Linked DNA regions of Homo sapiens: region 1 is linked to region 2. A link is a loop called in an ENCODE intact Hi-C map of the cell type or tissue named here. Cell type or tissue: PC-3. All regions are shown on one strand. Each heading gives the region's core, and the rest is flanking DNA. Links, peaks and the distances in the headings are about the cores only.

Evidence for each region. Peaks named below come from ENCODE experiments on the same cell type or tissue, not always from the same donor. Only the 100,000 strongest peaks of a DNase experiment are listed, where the experiment ranks them.
Region 1: a loop joins it to region 2, with 4 times the contacts of the local background. A loop is called at or near these places in 4 of 110 quality-filtered maps.

The regions. Positions count from the first base shown.
Region 1 is chr3:80,768,819-80,773,029 of GRCh38, reverse strand. The region is part of intron 1 of LINC02050 (long intergenic non-protein coding RNA 2050); the gene reads right to left. LOC105377177 (a long non-coding RNA gene) reads left to right here and starts at 2,682. Exons shown (of 4, transcript XR_940994.3): 1 at 2,682-3,271. RefSeq lists an enhancer at 1,940-2,492. In PC-3, for the core only: no CTCF peak of the experiment used is centred there; DNase peaks (open chromatin) are centred at 1,739, 2,378 and 2,711; H3K4me3 peaks cover 2,336 bases; H3K27ac peaks cover 1,465 bases.
Region 2 is chr3:81,337,010-81,341,220 of GRCh38, reverse strand. No RefSeq gene overlaps it. Among named protein-coding and RNA genes, the nearest start is that of LINC02027, 350 kb to the right of the region's middle. In PC-3, for the core only: CTCF peaks have their summits at 1,738 and 1,941; a DNase peak (open chromatin) is centred at 2,020; H3K4me3 peaks cover 345 bases; H3K27ac peaks cover 489 bases.

The DNA of each region.
Region 1 (4,211 bases), core at 905-3,404, 570 kb after region 2:
AAAAATGTGAAATAAATCCTAGATTCAAGGATGAAAGTTTTATGGGAAAACGTAACTCTTTGATAATGTGTTTACACATAAAACATTGATTTAAAATGAAAGAAAAATCTGGAGGCTTAATCAAATGGAAATACTCTATGCAAATAATCAGCAGCCTATAACTGAAATGTAAGAATAAAACACAAAATGAAGTTTAATACTGAGCATTATATCCCTTTGCCTAATGCACATACAAATTTTTCACGTTTAAAATAAGGCTTTTAAAAATTTATTTATGTATTTATTTTTTTGAGACAGAGTCTCGCTCTGTTGCCCAGGCTGGAGTACAGTGGCGTGATCTCGGCTCACTGCAAACTCTGCCTCCTAGGTTCAAGCAATTCCCTGCCTCAGCCTCCTGAGTAGCTGGGACTACAGGCACCCACCACCACGCCCAGCTAATTTTTGTATTTTTAGTAAAGACAGGGTTTCACCATCTTGGCCAGGCTGGTCTTGTACTCCTGACCTCATGATCCACCCACCTCAGCCTCCCAAAGTGCTGGGATTACAGGCGTGAGCCACCGCACCCGGCCTAAAATAAGGCTTTTAAAATGTATTTAATCACTTTAATAATCATTACTGGGTCATAGGGACAGATACGATGACTAATTCCTACTGAATTTTCAAAGAGTTTTTTGTAGTTATTGGTAGCAACATGTTGTTGCCCTCTCAATAATTATTCATTCTATTATTAAGGAACATATCTATACACATATGAGGGTATACTGTATTTACACATACATATATGGACATATCTATATAATTTCATAAAAACTTAGTGATGCTTATCAAGCTGAGTAAGAAACATTTGTCAAATTCTAGGTATAATCCATTTTAATATTATACTTTAGGTAACATAAATAAGAAGTTGTTTTATGTTAATTTGGCAAAGAGACAACAGAAGATAGAAAATAAAGCTTAAACAAAACAGTTTACTTTGTGACAAGGTAGTTATAGAAACACTACTATCTATGCCAATTCATATTCTATTCAATCTAAGATTGGTATAGCTAAAGGGATTATATGTATTTATAAATGGAGGTAAGGAATGTGAAGAAGCATTTATTGGGCACTGAAACATACTAAGTGCTTTACTTATTTATTTTAATTTTAACTTCAGTTCAACACAAATGACTGAAATTGTATTCATTTTAGAGTTCAGGAAAACTGGTCTCAGATCCATTAACTACACTACCAAAGGCCACGTAACTACTTAAAAATTGTAGAAGGTAGTGAGTGAACACAGATCTCTCTCTCTAATTCGTAATGTGATTCTCAGTGTGGTATGGTTCTGAAGCTGATATTGAATTTAGATAGGTTTTTAAATAAATCTCAGACAATTACTCAAAACTAGGAAAAATATTTAGAGAATCTCTGGAGACAGCCAGCCTTAACTTTAGACACATTGGAGCAAATTGCTTGAAATTGAAAACAAAAATTGAATGAGGGAGAGTATAAACATCAGTTGCTTTCTAGCCTCATCAAAGGTGATCCCTCATTTGTGATCTCTATATTAATAATACCTGAAATCGGCAGCAACACTGTTTTCAAATGTTCACTTCTGGACACAGGATTGGATCTCACTTCTCAACTATCTTGAAGTCAGGGGCAGCAGAGTGACTTCCTGGAGCCAGTGAAATGTGACTTAATATGGCACGTATCATTTTTAAGTGAAACGTAAGAACTAGTGAGCATTTCCTCATGCTGGGCACCCACACCCCTCCCCACCGGAAGTCTGATGGGTGGAGCTGTATGCTATGAGATACACCAGATGTCCTGTGGCTACAAGAAACTTTCCAGGCTGCAGCCACTGTGGACTCCAGAGCACGGCGGTTCATACTGGGTAATAGCTTCTTGCGATATGCCATTACTTTCTGCAGGAACAAATATCAATGCACTAAAATCCTCCAGCCTGCTAAAAATGGACTGTGTCCAATGACAAACAGAAGAGAATACTTTGCACTGCTTTAATAGAGACTGTAATATTGTTATTTTATAGAGTTTTAAACAAAACAAATTTTTGTTTTCTAATACTCACAGTACTGACTCGGGATGAGAGAAGGAAAGCGCTGGGTAGAGAAGGGCAGGTCCCTGGCTAGGGCTTCACCTCAGGTCCTGTGCACACGCATATAGGGGAGGACAAGCGCTCCTGTTTTCATGCCCAAGTTTGCATTTTCCAAGACCACCTGGCCTGCCACGTCCCCTATCCTGTGCCTGTAAAAACCCCAAGACAGGCAGGCAGGCACAGAAGTGGCTGGACGTCGAGAGGAACACATTGGCGGAAGAACACACAAGCAGTTGCACACATTGGCGGAAGAACACACAAGCAGCTGTGCCACACAAGCAGCTGTGCAGACGCACGTTAAGAGGAGCGCACGTTGAGAGGAGCGCACGTACGTTGAGAGGAGCGCACGTACGTTGAGAGGAGCGCACGTACGTTGAGAGGAGCGCACGTACGTTGAGAGGAGCGCACGTACGTTGAGAGGAGCGCACGTACGTTGAGAGGAGCGCACGTACGTTGAGAGGAGCGCACGTACGTTGAGAGGAGCGCACGTACGTTGAGAGGAGCGCACGTACGTTGAGAGGAGCGCACGTACGTTGAGAGGAGCGCACGTACGTTGAGAGGAGCGCACCGGAGAAAGAACACACGAGCTGCGGGACAGTGAGAGGAACACACTGGTAGAAGAGCACACAGGCAGCTGGATGTCGAGAGGAGCGGAAGAGCACAGCGACAGGCACTGGTGTCGACCAGCGGAACGACGTGGAGTTTGGCCTGGGAGGTCAGAGAAGAATTTGGCTGCTGGGCAGCCCCACTATAGGGGAAAACCACCTTCCCACTCCATTCCCCTTCTGATCTCCCCATCCACCTCGCTGAGAGCTACCACAACTCAATAAAAAACCTAGCACTCGATCTCCAAGCCCACATGTGATCCAATTTTTCCCGTGCACTAAAGCAAGAACCTGGGATACAGAAAGCCGTCTGTCCTTGTGATAAGGCAGAGGGTCTAATTGAGCTGATTAACACAAGCCACCTGCGGACAGCTAAGCTGAAAAAGCATCCTGTAACACACGCCCACTGGGGCCTCAGGAGGTGTAAACATTCACCCCGAGAGGCTGCATGGGTCCGCGCCCATGGTCCCCATGACTTGCCTGTTTGCCTGCTCTGGCTAAGGGTCTTGACCAGTGGGGCACTGAAGAAGCGAGCCACACCTCCATCGTACGCCCTGCGAGGAGGGTAAGAGAACTTTTTCTGTTTTACCACCAAGACCAGTAGCTTTACTTCGTTGAATTCAAATATGAACCAAATTGTGTTTCGTTTGGGGAATAGCTAAGGATTGGGTATTGTCACTTCCTTCTTCTAGAATGGATTTGTTGTTGTTGTTGAGACACTTATACCTCCCTGTATATAAATTGTTTTTAATCTTGTCTTACCAGTTCATCAGACATTATCATATAACTTTGAATCCCAATAATTAACATGGCCTATATATTTCTCAGGAGCTACCTAATTTCCCATGTAAATAAGTTGTTGCTAGGTCTGTTCTACCAGATATTCAGAAATTTACAGAAAAGTGAAAACATTTGCATTAGATTCACACCACATACATGTTTCTATTATGGCTGACACTCATTTTTTTCCAGACCTGTATTATCTTCAGTGGGTACTGTTTCACCAGCTCCGTATCTAGTTTTCTTGTTGCTAACCTCTCTATTCTGTTATTTGCTGTTTATCATCCACAGGATAAAAACCAACTATCACAATATTTAAATTATTTTTCAGCCTTTCTTCCCACAGCACCCCAAAACCAATTATCTGTTTCTTAAAAATTATAAGTCCTATGACATGGCTGGCAAAACAGATTCTTTCTCCTATTCTCAGTGTGAACCTCAATGTTTTATGTGCTGTTCTCCTACATATCCTCCAATCTCTAATTTCAAATATAACTTTCTCTTTAAAAATCCTTAGTGCTCCCAGGCAGCATTAATCACTTCTTATTCTGTGCTTCATTACATTCACCATACATAATATGATTATTATTATTTGTTTGAATGGCTGTGTCAGTGAATAAAATCTGAGCTAATTATTGACATGAACCCTGTCTTTTTTATTATTGTAGTCCGGATCTTATTGTGAGTGCATCATAAGTACATACTATATTTCTGTTTAATAAATG
Region 2 (4,211 bases), core at 995-3,494:
AATGGTGATTACCGTTTTAAAGTATATCTCTTGAGGTAATTTTCTATGCCTACATATCTGCTTATGAATATTTAGTACTCTCCCTCCAAACACAATTATATCATACATGGACTTTGTAATCTACTTTTTAATTTAACAAAATATAATGAAAACTTTTCCATTTAAATGAGTTTAGACCTTTTTTCATATTTTAAATATTTAAGAGATGCTTAATAATCATTATCAATTCATTACTATTATAAAAATGTCATGATGAAAATCTTTGTAAATATTGCAGAGTCTCAATATTATTGCCTTAATGTTAATTTTTGATTCCTTCTTATAGTAGTATATGTTAGGCTTTATTACATACCAAAAAATTAGAGTAAGTCTTATTGCTGGCCAACTGGGGAATCCAAGGCTAATGAAAATATTGAAGTGCCTATCACTATCTTATGTCTATTTTTACCAGTACAGGTTAAAGAAGAAAACAACAGGTGCTAACCCATTTGTACATGCACGTGAGCCCATACACATATTCACTCACCTGAAAAACCTTTATGAATAATTGAAAATTCAATTCCTTTACTTTTTCCATTTTTAGAAAAAAAAACATTTTAGGCTATTTAAATCTACTCCTAGTTAATCATAGCTAATGGAACATGACATGAGTGAAGGCTGGGACAAGTCCCTTGGGCAACAAGTTACAGATACATGGAACACAAAGAAACTAAGTCACTTCTCAGTCAGGGACAATTACACCAATACCTAAGAAAAATAGCATTAGAGTTGCTTAACAGTTGGAATCTAGTAAAGAATCATCAAAACTGCTGTACGCTAGGTTCATGCCTAAGGCAGATGACCTGGTTGACAAGCTTGCCCAAGCTAACTATATTTATGCTTCAGATCAGTGTAAGTGGAACTAGCAGCAGTTCTCCTTAACTAGTCATGTTACAATTGTTGACAGATTTTATGCCTGTTTTTCAGCTGTGTAACTATTCATCAGTGGGATGAAGTGAGAAGTTCACGTAAATTGATTAGAATATGGGCATCTTTCTTCTTTTGGAATTGTAAGGATATGTGAGCTTTCTTTTCTTTTTTGAATTTGCTGGTTGTTTCTCCAGTAAGTAAAACTTTCCAACAAGAGCCAATCTTTTTTATTTAAAAAGAAAAATTAAACTGCATAATGTATCTGTCAGTTCTGAGGATTGTGCTATGCGAGTTGTAAGCTACATATCTAGGTCACATACTTGTGTCAGGAAAAACAAGTTTCAGTCAAAATTTGGAGAGTCAAGTTCCATTAAAATATACTCAATAAAAATATAAACCCTTAACCAATAGTAAGGCCTTGAGGTTTAAAATTGTGACTATCAATTAAGTTTAGGTTTGACAATGATTAGGTAGCTTCTCATCTCTTGTAGAAAAGTATTTCAATCATTTGTGTTCCTGAGAGTAATTAGACTTTTGAATAATCTATAAAATTGCCTTACAAGCTGATTTTCAAAACCCTTAAAACACATGTCTGGTCATGATTTTGCTGTATTAGGATTTGGCTTTACTTCCTCATTTCTGAGGGAAATAATAATTCTATAGCTGTTGAAAGCAAAAATGATAGTCTCATCAGTTATATCAACTCACATATATAGAGAAGTTTGAAGTAGCTTGCATGATATGTGCCAGTAGTATCTATACCATATTTCTCTTTGGACAGGACTTGGATTAGCTTTTATGAAAAACAATCAAAATCCTGCTTACGTCTTATCACCAGATCCTCAACTTTTCTCTCACTTCTGGAGATAACTTTATGTTTAAGTTATGACCCCTTTCTCCTGAGAACCAGAAGTCACTACATCTATTATCCAATTGCTTCTACAATTTTTCTAGTCAGGTACTGTAAACTCAAGAAATACTTTAAGATCTGAGTGCTGCCCCCAAATATATAGGGTGTAGTCTTGCTATTTTCTTTTTATCCACTAGGTGACATAATAGATGCAGCCTTCCAGTATCTGTTAAGGTGTAGGTGTCTGTGTAACATATTTTATAATGTGATACTCTGAGTAATGTTTGCTAATGGAACTTCAAGTGCAAATATGCTGATGGAGCAATGGCTCATGAGGGATTATTCCTAACTGACCACTTCAGTGTTTATGCTTTGCATCTTGGAACTTGGATAGAAATATGATTGACCAAGAAAATACTAATTTTCATTTTGCTACACAATTTAACAGTGATTCAAATGAGAAAAAAATACAAGAAAAACACAATGGATATTGACTGAAAAATGAGTTTTTGCGAGTGACTAATCTGTTTTGCCGAATTTGATGATTGAAACATAAAAGCAAAAATGTGGAAAGACCAGCAAATGTTACCATAGATTTTATCAGGGTTTCCTTGGGGATGGGACTGAAATCACTCTGAATCTCTTGCTACTCATAAAGCTCATTCTTTAAAATCAGTGTAATGTGATTGCAGAAACACTTGTTACTCTTACTATCGCCTCTTATTTTTAATTAGAGCTCAATAAGGTTATGATTTAAAGCAATATAAAAAATTGTATTTTGAAATAACTGAAAATGCTCATGTGTCTTATTCTTGCTTAATTAGAAGAATTTCTTGAGTGGCAAACATAAAGTAAAAAATCATAGAGCACAACCCCAACACATTTTTATATTTTCTGCTAGTCTTTCTTTTCACTTTCCTTTTAGAATATGGCCAAGTTTAATATTTTATGACTTTTACATGCCAACCAAGTTACTTCTGAGTTTGACTCTGAATTATCCCAATATAGAGCAATATAAACCTATTTGTGGGGCACAATCTGATGGCACATTTACTTATTATCAGAAAGGGATGCTCTATGGCTAAATCTCCACGAATCCAGTGTCTGTTAAGCATTTCACCCTCCTGCTATCTTAGGAATGTTGCCTTTTATTTCCACCTGTGTTCTGAAACTTGCTTATAATCTGTGACATATAACTTCAGCTACATGGGTAGTAATATATTTTGGTCAGGCTTGAGACTATGGGTATTTACTTACTCTGGTTATTATGAATAAAAAGAAACTGCACGTAAAGCAGAATCCTAAAAAACAATAACAGCTAATATGTATTAAAGACTTAACTCTGTGTTACATCCGTTGTAAATATCTGAGAATATTCTCATTAGAAATTCCCTGAGGCATAGTTCCATGTGACTGTCATACTTTCCTCATCAATTCTTATACTTTTAAATATAATTGTTTCCAAATATAAATCTCCAACTTGGAGCTTTCCCCTGAACCCCAGATTTCTATGTTCATCTTCATACTTAGATATCCTAGATGCCTAATAGATGTCTTACAACTTATGTGTCCATAGAACTCTTGGTCTTTCCTCCAAAAGCAGTTCCTTCCCTGATTCTCCATCTCAGTTAGTAACAACTCCATTATTCCCCTGGCTCAGGTCAAAAATCTTGTTTCTTCTCTTTCTCTCACACACTAGCTCTAATCACCAATAAACCCTATAGACTGTATCTTCAAATTCCAGTGATTCTTCACCACTTCCTCTGCTATAATAATACTGCTCATGCTCCTCTCTCCTCCAGCTACTTGCCATACTACCCTAATCGGTCTTGTTATCCTCTTCCCTGTTAATACATCAGGTCACATGAAATCTCCTCAAAATGCTCACATATTAGTCCGTTTTCACACTGCTATGAAGATACTACCTGAGACTGGGTAATTTATAAACAAAAGAGGTTTAATTGACTCACGGTTCTGCATGGCTGGGGAGGCCTCAAGAAACTTACAATCATGGTGGAAGGCGAAGGAGAGGAAAGCACCTTCTTTCACAGCGGCAGGAGAGAGGGTGAGTGCAGGGAATCTTCCACTTTTAAGCCATCAGATCTCAAGAGAATTCACTCTTTATCACAAGAACAGCATGGGGGAAATCACCCTGATGATCCAATCACCTCCCACCAGGTCCCTCCCTGGAGACATGGGGGTTCCAATTTGAGATGAGATTTGGGTGGGGACGCAGAGCCGAACCATATCAGCCCAAATGCTTCCCACTTCACTAGGATTAAAATTCAAAGCCCTTAGAATGGTCTACAGGGTTTTATAAGATACTGCAAGATTCTGTAAGCCTATAAGGTACTGCACCATCAGTATACTCCCTCTAACATAGGTCTTTATCTGTCTCAGCTCTTCTCTTGCTGTGATTCTTCCTGAGTACTAATTCTAAGCATGCTTGCTT